Linked DNA regions of Mus musculus: region 1 is linked to region 2. Evidence: chromatin loops called from intact Hi-C (ENCODE). Cell type or tissue: heart. All regions are shown on one strand. Links, peaks and the distances in the headings refer to the core of each region. The heading gives the core; the rest is flanking DNA.

What was found. A loop is a pair of places that touch in the nucleus more often than their neighbours do. Peaks named below come from ENCODE experiments on the same cell type or tissue, not always from the same donor. Only the 100,000 strongest peaks of a DNase experiment are listed, where the experiment ranks them.
Region 1: it touches region 2 in a loop (4-fold over the local background); 3 of 42 quality-filtered maps call a loop at or near these places.

The regions. Positions count from the first base shown.
Region 1 is chrX:139,868,287-139,873,664 of GRCm38, forward strand. It overlaps Morc4 (microrchidia 4), which reads right to left and starts at 3,368. Exons shown (of 17, transcript NM_001193309.1): 1 at 2,986-3,368; 2 at 2,784-2,856. The coding sequence starts at 3,087. In heart, for the core only: a CTCF peak has its summit at 2,194; a DNase peak (open chromatin) is centred at 3,405; H3K4me3 peaks cover 1,768 bases; H3K27ac peaks cover 1,106 bases.
Region 2 is chrX:140,180,963-140,186,340 of GRCm38, forward strand. No RefSeq gene overlaps it. Among named protein-coding and RNA genes, the nearest start is that of Gm39537, 44 kb to the left of the region's middle. In heart, for the core only: a CTCF peak has its summit at 2,229 (motif pointing left); no DNase peak of the experiment used is centred there.

The sequences.
Region 1 (5,378 bases), core at 254-5,253, 310 kb before region 2:
TGCCTGGTATGTGTGAAACTGTGAGTTTGATTCCTATTTAAAAAGTCGTTTTTATGGGACTGAAGAGATAGCTCAGTGGTTAAAAATCAATTGCTGCTCTTGCAGAGAATCTGGGCTTGGTTCCCAGTACCCACATGTTGGCTTACAACTGTCTATAATTCCAGTTCGAGGGGAACCAACACCTACTTCTAGCCTCTATGGGCACTGCACTCATGCATGTGGGACACTTAGATACATGGTGAAACACTCATACTCATAAAAAAAGAAATCGTTTTTAAAAGTCATCTTTAATCCATCTGTCCTTCTGCTCTAGATGCCCTCAGGCTCTGTTGTATCTTGCTCTTCCCACTCTTAAGGTCCTTTTCTTAGTACACAAGGTTTACTCTTGCTCATTGGTATTACTGCAATTGCTTCAGAACCAGTCATTAAAATCCACGTCTCCAGCTACACTCCTGTGAGACCAACCATCCTGAAGCAGAGATCTAATCAGGACGTCTCCTTGTCAGGCTAACAGGTCAAATGCCAAGCCTCCCAGTCACATCCTGGTTCCAGCTCACCTTTCTAACCTCATTTCCTACTTGGAATTTGAAGTAAAATGACCTGTGCTTGCAGCCCAAAGTGTCACTTACTAGACATGTAACCTTAGAAAAGTACACTAATTTCCCAGACCTTTGTTTACTCAACTTGGAAAGAGAAAAAAAAATGCCACCCACTTCCAAGGCTAAAGCTACAACGTTATTTTCGAAAGCCTGTTGTAAACTCTTTAAAGGTGTACAGTCTCCTATTTGTGAACTCAGTGCTCTAATTAAATTCAAAGACCTAGAGGATATTCTTCATGGTTTTGCTCATCCAGTTGTTACTTGTGAGTGGAATGTCCCTACACTCACCATATCCACATGTCCCAACCCTTTAAATCTCTTCTCAAGTGTCCCCTCCTCTACGAAGTCTTTCTGACCCCCCTTCTGGTCCTGATAATCTTAAGTCCCTCCTCTTCTGTACGCCTGCAGCACGTGTGTGCTTCTCTTTGCACACGTCCTTTTCTACTAGGTTGCTACAGAAATGATAAAACCTTTTTACATGTTTCATCATACCTGTTAATAAAGTAGAACTTGGTCATATCCATTTTTCTACCTATCTTGGTGACCCTGTGCATAGTAGATGATTAATAAATGTTTATCAAATGAGTGATTTCCTAAAAATTCATGAGGAAGTAGAGAAAACACTTGAAGAAAAAGTAAAAAAGAAAGTTTGGGATTATCAATAAACACTCTGATGTTCCTTTTCCCTGTTAATATTTGTGACTTGGTTTTTTTTTTATAAGAAAATCTGTGTATACACATATATGTACATAATATACACACATTAGCCCAGGTCTATGTTTTTTAATTTAATGCTTTAAAAATACCATCCAGTGAGCTGAGTACAGTGGCAAGAGCCTATAATCCTAGCATTGGGAGGCAGACACAGGCACATCTTTGTGTGCTGACTGCCAGCCTGATCTGCACAGCAAATTTCAGGTCAACTGGACTACATAATGTGACGCTATCTCAAAAGAAAAAAAAAGGGAGGAAGGAAGGAAGGAAGGAAGGAAGGAAGGAAGGAAGGAAGGAAGGAGAAAAAGAAAAAACCATAGGGGAAAACCTAAACGATAGAGTCACCTCAGTCTGGAAATTCAAGCTGTATCATCAATGTTACTTTCCTCCTGAACTTTCTAGAAAGCAATCAGCAACCTACTCTATACCATTTGGGCTCATAGCCAAACTAATCATCAGAATCCTCCAGCACCTTCCAAATAACTCTTCTGACTCTTCCTGTGGCTCACCGACATCTTTAGGAAAACAAGTCTCCTGGCATGGCCACAGTGGTGGCTTACGTCCCCACTGGGGTTCATTCATGTGGCTCTGAAACCATTTTCAAGAGTCTTGTTCTGTGCTAACTAGCCATATAAATCTGTCTTCCTTCTTTCAGTTTTTGAAATATTTATAATGTGCTTGCTCTGCTGCATTTTGCGCAGAACTGCTTTTCATCTTTGCCTTTTGAACAGTACATTAGTGCAGAAGCGATGCACTCAGCTCTAAGGAATCAAGTGAATTTTTTTCCTTTTTTTTTTTTTTTTGAGCGAGCACCGGTGCACCCAGAGGTTAAGTCCTTAAGGCCTCCGTATTCATTCCAGCGGTGTGAGGGCGCTCGTGGACTACGGACCCAGCCCTCTGCAGTCTCCGGGAGCCAAATGCACTCGTGTCATCATCTAAGAGATGGCCCATCATTCCTAGACTTAAGTCTCTAAAGTTAAAGAAGTCATTTCCAGATCTTTCCAACTACTCTACAGGGCCCTCTGCACTGTTCCTTTGCCAGCCTGGGGCCCTCTGTCGGTCGCCAGCCTTGGTCAAATCCAGTCGCTTCGGGGCCCGATATTTTTATGCATTGCTCTTTGATTATTAACTAAGAATCCTAAAGTGACTGGAACATCACGATCCAGACAGAACAACAGCGCGGGAACCCTACCAAACTCTTAGTACACACCTCGCTTCCTCGGCTTTCCAGGCACGATCTAGTCCCGTCGCCCCCCTACCCCACCCCACCCCACCTCACCCTACCCCATCCCACCCCACCCTACCCTCCCTGTCCCCCTCCCTAAGAGATCACGGTGGCCGAGCTCCCCCAGCCCGTCCCGAGAGGACCCGCCCCACGCGCCTCGTGCATTCCTCTTGCGTCCACCGCACCACGCTGGCACCTCTGCCTCGGGCTTGCGACCCGCCACCCGGCCCGCCCTCGTCACTCACCTAGCAGCTCCGCGATGGCACTGAAGGGTCGCGTGTGGCTGCTGGAGTTGCTCTGGAGGTAGCGGGGGCTCATCTGGGGGCGAGAGAAGGTTCCGTCCCGCGTGAGGCCTCAGCTCGCCCAGCCCTCCCCGCGCGCCCCCCGCAGCCCTGGGACCCGGGCGCGCTCGCGCGAGTCCGTCCCCTCGGGGGCCCCCGGACCTACCGTGCTCAGGCGGATCCTGAAGGCCTGCGGGACGCTGCCCGCCCGGGCCAGTCCGCCTCCCGGCGTTCCGGGGCCCGCAGGGGCCCCTCGGTACAGGAGCATTTTTTTGGCCGCCAGGATACCGGTTTGCTGCTGCCGGACCCCTGGGCCGGCTGTCCCCGCACTAGATCGCGCTGTCCCCCGACTCGCAGCTGGCGGTGGCCGTCCCGGACTGGCCCTCTCTCGTTCCCACTCGCAGCTGGCAGAGGCGGGGCGCGCTGCAGCCACCTGTCCCCAGCGGGAGGGGTGAAGCCGGAGGAACCCAGCGTCTGCCCGCCCCGCCTTGTCAGCACCTCTCCTGACCCACCGACTGCCAGGGCTGCCCCTGGGCCGTACAGAAATATGGCGATCTCCTGACAGACGCTCCTCCATCCCCGCCCCTAATTAATTCTTGGCGTTTGCCATAGGCCAGGCGGCCGAGCGGGAAAGCGCGAGGGGAGGGGGGATGGCGGTGCGTGGGGAGGGGCGGGAATGTGGCAAGAGGAGGGAGAGCGTGCATGGGATTTCTGGAGTCCCACTTAGGCTTCATGACTAACAGGCAGGATAAGACAAGTCTTTGAATTTCGAAGGACTGCAGTTTTGCTATCTGGGAAGATAGGCTGGAGCTAAGGGGAATTATTCCCACTAGCTACTTCGAAAGCTTATGGAAGCACCAGGAACTTTCTAGAATGCAATTGGCAAACGGCCTACCGATCCTTCAAACCGGCAGGGAGACTTTATAGTAGGAGAAACTGAATTTACTCGCTGCAAATAGGGGGTTGGTTATGTTATAGGATGCGCATAAAGTAATATGCAGCTTTGTGTGTTTGTGCTCTTGGGGGCGCATCGTTTGCACACCACTGACATTTGAAGGCCTGGTGTCTCTGGGACTGCGGTTCCAAACTCACACAGCCATGCTTTTTCAACAGTCTTTAAAATTATTGCGCTTGCTTATTTTGTGTGATTGTGTGTCTGTGTGCACGTGTGGCGATCAGCACACAATTTGAGGGAGTTAAGTTCTCACCTTCCACCTTCTGTAAGTTTGGGGTTCTCAGGTCTTGTGACAAGCACCTTCATCCCTGAGCCATTTCCCTGCCCCTATATTCCACTTTTAAAGGGCATGCCTGCTGTGAGTCTACATTTACCTGTGCTGTGGAGTCATCATGTAGTGTTGACAGCAAACCCAGGTCCTGGAAGGGCACACTACGCAAGCACCCCTACCACCATTATCACTACTCCCAACCCTGTGAGCACTGGGGTTGCAGTCATTTTTATGTGGGTGCTGGGGATCTGAACTGGGGTTCTCAGACTTGTATGGCAAATGTTTTACCAACTGGGCCACTTCTCCAGACTCCTTTTTCTGTGTGTGTGTGCGCGCGCGCACGCAGGTGTATATGTGTTCTTATGGGTGGCGAGGTTTTCACGTGTCCATTTGTACATGGAAGCCAAAGGTCATCATCTTGTTTGTTGAGACAGGGTCTTTCAACAGCCTAGAAATCACTAAGTAAGCATGGGGTGATTAGCCAGCCAGCAATCTGCTTATTTCCGTCTCTCTCGGTGGTGGTGGTGGTGGTAAGGATTACAAAAGGACACTAACCCTGGCTTTTTCCTTTTTTTTTTTTTTTTTAAGAACACGAGGTCTGGGGATTGAACTTAGGTCCTTTTCCTTGCACAGCAAGCGCTTTCCCAACTGAGTGATTTGTTTTTGAGACACTCATTACCTAGCTCAGGCAGGCCTCTGGCTCTGTATCTTCCTTCCTCAGCATATGCTCAGACATCAGGGAGGGCCCCCACGCCCAGCATTACATTTATCTTCTGTTTGTAACGAAAACGTTTTTCAAAAACGTCCAGCTATAGATGCCTTATTGATGGGTAAAGTACCAGCCTTTAGTCCTTCCAGCAACTTAAGCTGCTGGCCACCTTCTACGGATGACTGCCTTACTCAACCACTTCCCAGTTTCCCTGTTATTAGACATTTAAGTTAAATGTAAAAATGTAAGTTGTAGCCATTGTGACTAACATGAGTGAAGATGTCTCTTCTTCTATAGTGATGCCATTTCCTTTGGATATGTATACTGAATGGGGATTTCTAGATAATTCTGTGTCTGGTTCTAGGTAATTCTATGTTTAAATGTTTTGAGGAAGCTCCATACATTTTTTTTTCATAATGGATGTACTAATTTGCACCCGCAACAACAGTTCGTAAAGGCTTCCTTTTCTCTACATCCACACCGGCAATTGTTTTCTTTCTCATTTTGTCATTTTTAACTAGAGTGAGGTGTTGCCACATTATGATTTTCGTTTCTGCCATACTGAGCGTTTTGAGTACACGTGTCTAGGATTGGGTCTTGTCCCTCCATCACCAAACTATGTCT
Region 2 (5,378 bases), core at 259-5,258:
CAGATGCAATGTGATTAGCCACCTAAACTCTGTTGTTCACCAAGTCTTTTCTGGCTCACTAGACTATATTCCCCCATACTCTAAGCTAAAAAATAAAAAAAGTAATAAAACACTTCCTTCTTTAAGCCACTTCTTTTCAAGTGTTTGGTCAGAGCTATGAAAAAAAGTAATTAAGATAAGCACCAATCTCCACTCTTCAGATGAAGCACTCAGTTCCTACCACATGGAAGAGAACTTAGTGACCTGAGAATTCCAACCCACTGCCACCTTTACATTCCTCTCTCTATCATTATCCTCGCCTTTCTGTTAGCTATGTTGGATGAATTATTCACTGTCAACAGCTTCCACTGCTTCTCCAGATGTCATTCCAATCAGCTAGGATTGAGCTCATCTGAGATCAACAGTGATTCAAAATGATAGAGCACAAAACGACAGCACTTAAGTCCTCACATATAAGAAAGAGGAAGTCTGAGGTTGATATGATGCCCGAGATTTAAAAAGCCTTCAGGATGCCAGGCTCCTCTCAGTTCACCACATCTCATGTGCATTGTCCTTGTCTTCCAGGTCCAAGATGGTATCTAGAGTTCTTATTATTGCGATCAAAATGCAGGCAGCAGGATGGAGAAGGAACAAAAAAAAGGACAAAGTGCACATGCCAATCATCTTTCAAAGGAGGTTCCTAAGAGCAGGCACAGGATGCTTCTGCGTGCATCTTCCCAGTCAGAGCCAGTTATAAAGCCACAGCTAGTAGCAAGAGGTATAATGTTTGTTATAGAAAATGGCAAGCTGACTAGGAATTGGGAATTTCATTGTTATGGGAGACAAGACAGAGAAATCTACCACACCATTCTTTCTTTCTCTCATAATGACTTTATTACTTCTCCATCTTAACACTTTCTACCAGTAATCCTTACTATCACACAGACTGATTTTAGCATTTACTATCGCCAAATAAACCATATCTTAACACCCATTAACAGCAAATATTCTCCAAAGAATTATATATATTCAAACTCCTCCTCCTCACCTCTCCAACCAACTCCAGGCTGGGTTCCATACCCATCAATTCGCTGAAAAACGATCTTGTCACAATCCCCTATAGACCTCTGTGTTGCCAAATCCAATTATCACACTTCTGTCCTGAATGTAATAGCCCTCTCACCAGCATTTGACATAGATGGTCTTTAAAATCCTTTAAAAAGTAGTTCTTTAAAACAGTTCCTGGCATAGATTTGTTAATGTCATCCTTTTACTGCTTTCTCTCTCAATGTTTTCTACTTGAATCTAAAGGCTCAAATTATTCATACTCTACCCCGAGACTTCTCCTTTTTCAAATCCTTCCTTGAGAAATTTGCTCCATTTCTATGGCCTTCAGCACCATATTTATACCAATGGCTCCCAGAAAAGACCCCAAAAGAATTCAGAAATGGATAGCCACATGTCTGAATCTTATTTGCTTATTTAAATTTGCCACTTGGATACTTACCAGACATCTCTAATATAATGCCTACAAGACAAGATTAGGGGCTTATAGTTCATCCAGTAAAAACTTGCCCTGAAAGAATGAGGATCTGAGCCAGCTGTGGTGATGCACATCTGTAATCCCAGTACTCAGGAGGCAGGAGCACCCAGGTCTCTGCGAGTTCAATGCCAGCCTGGTCTATAAACTGAGTTCCAGGCCAGATATGGCTACAGAGTGAGATCTTGTCTCAAAAAAAGAAAAGAAAACAAAAGAAAAAGGAAAGAAACATGAATTAGGGCTTGAGTTCAATCCCCAGAACCCACACAAGTAGACATAGTGGTATCTGCTTGTAATCCCAGCACTGGGGAGACACAGACCCATAGATCCTTGTGTCCTGGTCAGCCAATGCACTCAGCAAAATTCCAGGCAAATGAGAGAACCTATCAAAACATTTAGGGTAGGACTCCCCTCCTTAGTTAAACTTCTTCAAATGAGAAAAAGAAAACATACTCAGAAGTGGATTGCCTATGTGATTCCAAATTCAGTTGATAATGAAGATTAAACATCACAGTAAAGTGATCTCTTAAAAATGAGATCTGTGTTTTGCAATTTTCCCAGTCTAATTGCCTTAGTGCATGGTCTAGAAAAATGGCTAAGTGGTTAAGAGTACTTATTGCTCCTGTAAAGGATCTGGATTTAATTTCTAGCACTCAAATGGTAGCTCACAAACCATCTGTAATTCCAGTTACAGAGGATCTGGCACCCTCTACTGGCCACTATGGGCACTGATCACTCACAGTATACAGATATATTTTAACATCCTTTTGTGCTTTCTCAGTAATCAGTTAAGAAAGAAAGGCGCACATAATTTAGACCCAGGGTCTGTATGCTCCTTGGTCCATTCTTACGTCATCGGCTCTCATCCCTCCAACTTACTATGTTACACCCACATTGGCCTTTCCTGTTCACTCTGTGTGGCACATTTTTCACACTTTAAAACTTGCATTTGTAATTTTGCCTGCCTAAACTACTCTTACACTGGATTTTTCAATTGTTTGGGTGCTGTTCTGCCTTTGAATCTTTAATAAGTCTTACCTCTTTACAAAGATATTTCCCGGGGATTCATCCCATAAACAACCACCAAACCCAGACACTATTGTAAATGCCAACAAGAGCTTGCTGACAGGAGCCTGATATAGCTGTCTCCTGAGAGGCTCTGCCACTGCCTGACAAATACAGAAGTGGATGCTCACAGCCATCCACTGGACAGAGCACAGGGTCCCCAATGGAGGAGCTAGAGAAAGCACCCAAGGAGCTGAAGGGGTTTTGCAGCCCCATAGGAGGAACAACAATATGAAGTAACCAGTACCCCCAGAGCTCCCAGGGACTAAACCACCAATAAAAGAAAACACATGGTGGGACTCATGGCTCTAGCTGCATATGTAGCAGAGGATGGCCTAGTCAGTCATCAGTGGGAAGAGAGGCCCTTGTCTTGCGAAGATTCTATGACCCAGTATAGGGGAATGCCAGGGCCAGGAAGTGGAAGTGGGTGGGTTGGGGAGCGGGGGGGGGGGAGCAGGAGGGGATAGGGTATTTTTGGAGGGGAAACTAGGAAAGGGTATAACATTTGAAATGTAAATAAAGAAAAATATATATATAAACAAAGATATTTTCCTACTATTCCACCTAATGCTCCTTCTTACCATTTCATTGGTTTCCTTCAATAGCTTTATCTCAGATTTGCAAGTCCATGATGTGAAGGGGCCCCCATGTTCCTTACTGTCGTATTAGCATAGTCCCTGACACTATTACCTTCCACTATAATTAATAATAGGCATGTAATGGTTATCTGTTGAAATATGAATGAGTCTCCTCTTGATAATTGGGAAATAATAAATCGGTAGAGAGGGTCCTAGTAGGGTTAACAGTCCAAGGCTAGGAATAGAGCTAAGGTCCTCACAGAACAGATCGAGGGGATGTTGTGTGTCATGCCTGAGCCAAGATCATCTGAGGTTAAAGAATGCATCAACAATCTACAAGCACAGACGATCCTTTACTCTAGACCTCAGCAGCAGAGAAGATAAGTCACGGGACTGCATTAGGATCAAAGCTTGCAGGGCAAGTACAGTCAGGTCCAGGAATATATGTCAAAAGAGTAATAGAGATGAAAGGTAGGACCACATACTATAAGGATAAAGAATGGAGTCGGGAGTTTCAGAGGTACCGCAATTCTGGGTGGTGATGAGGTTTACAGCATGGCTAAGGCAGTGGCTGAACTGGAGCAGAGATAAAGATAACTTGAGATGAGATCCGGGTGTGCTGAAAACATTCCATAATTCCAACACTTTAGAGACTTAAGTAGGAATATGCCTGTGAGTTTGAGGCTAGCCAGAAATAACAAGTACGACCTTGTCTCAAAATACCAAACTGTTGGGAGCAGATAAAAGAAACTTATCTTAAGTACTGTCATTTTGACTTCAGACTCCATTTTACCTTAAGCTGACCAAGAGTCCATTTTACCTAAGCTCCTCTTCTAAGCAACAAGAGTTCCCCCAAACATACCACCTGTTCACCAATCATTACCCAAAACTCAATGCCCATTCCTAACAACAGAAATAAAACAAAACAAATGAAGTTGATTAGTTGGGCAAAAACACTTGCCTTCAATGTCAGTTCACAGTGATGGAACACTGGAGAAGTCCCTAATCGCAGAGTTCCGGTTGGTGAAAATTTGAACTGTAACTTGGCTCAGATGCTTTAGCCCCTGCTGAGGACTCCAGAAGAAGCAAGGCTCCTGAGTTCTCTTCTGGTGGCCCCGATCACTCAGCAACTATGCTTATTTGGTGAGAATAGTAAATAATTTTGTTGTTTCACAAGCCTACTGGTGTTTTCTCTTCCACACCTCATGGAGCACAAGGGAGATAGTAACAAAACTAAGCCAAAGCCAAGCAAAAGTAATTCTTGAGGTAAGACTAGTGGTATGAGAGACTTCTGTATGGGAACCCTAAAACTGACAGGATTGGGATCAGAGAAGTTCAACAGAACCTTCTTTAGGAATGGGATAGTAAACAGGATGCCAATAAATCAAAACGAGTGTACAGAGTAAAGAGAAAGAAAGGAATGTTGAATGAGCATAAAACTAAGACACTTGAACTGGACGTGGTAGTGCACACCTTTAATCCCAGCACTTGGGAGGCAGAGGCAGGCGGATTTCTGAGTTCGAGGCCAGCCTGGTCTACAAAGTGAGTTCCAGGACAGCCAGGGCTATACAGAGAAACCCTGTCTCAAAAAATAAAAACAAAACAAAACAAAACAAAAAACCCACTTAGGACACTAAGACATTCTAGTGTTATATCTTGCTCTCAAGTGAAGAGAAAAAGAACAATTTGCACAGAGGAGGGCTCCATGGAAGGTTTGGATGATCCCAAAAGCAGATCTGAGATGACCTTCCAATGTGTGTACATTGTTTGTTTGGGATGGGACTACAAGAAATACAAAGAAATTGAGGGATGAGACAAAGGAGGAATGGAAGCCAACAGGCATGTGCTGAAAACCAGCTACCACTGTGGGTAGCTCAAATTCAATCGTGCTGGAGAACTCTAGAAAGTGGTGTAGAATGTGCATCTCTGAAGTATCCCCCTGAGAAATAGCATACCCATAGACGTTATTGTTTCAGAGCTGCCCTAGAGAATTCTTCAAGCACCTATCACTTTTGAACTCCTGTAAGCCTAGGCAAAGAGGGCCCTGGAAGCTGGGGTGGGAAGTTCCAGCCAAAACAACACAGGTGTTAGCGATTTGGAACCAGGCTGGCCTGGGTAGAAATGATTCTTGCAATCCTTATCAAGGATTACATCCTTGTCATATGCTCAAGTGAAATCTAAACCTTCTCAACTGCACTGAAAATGTCTTCTACAGC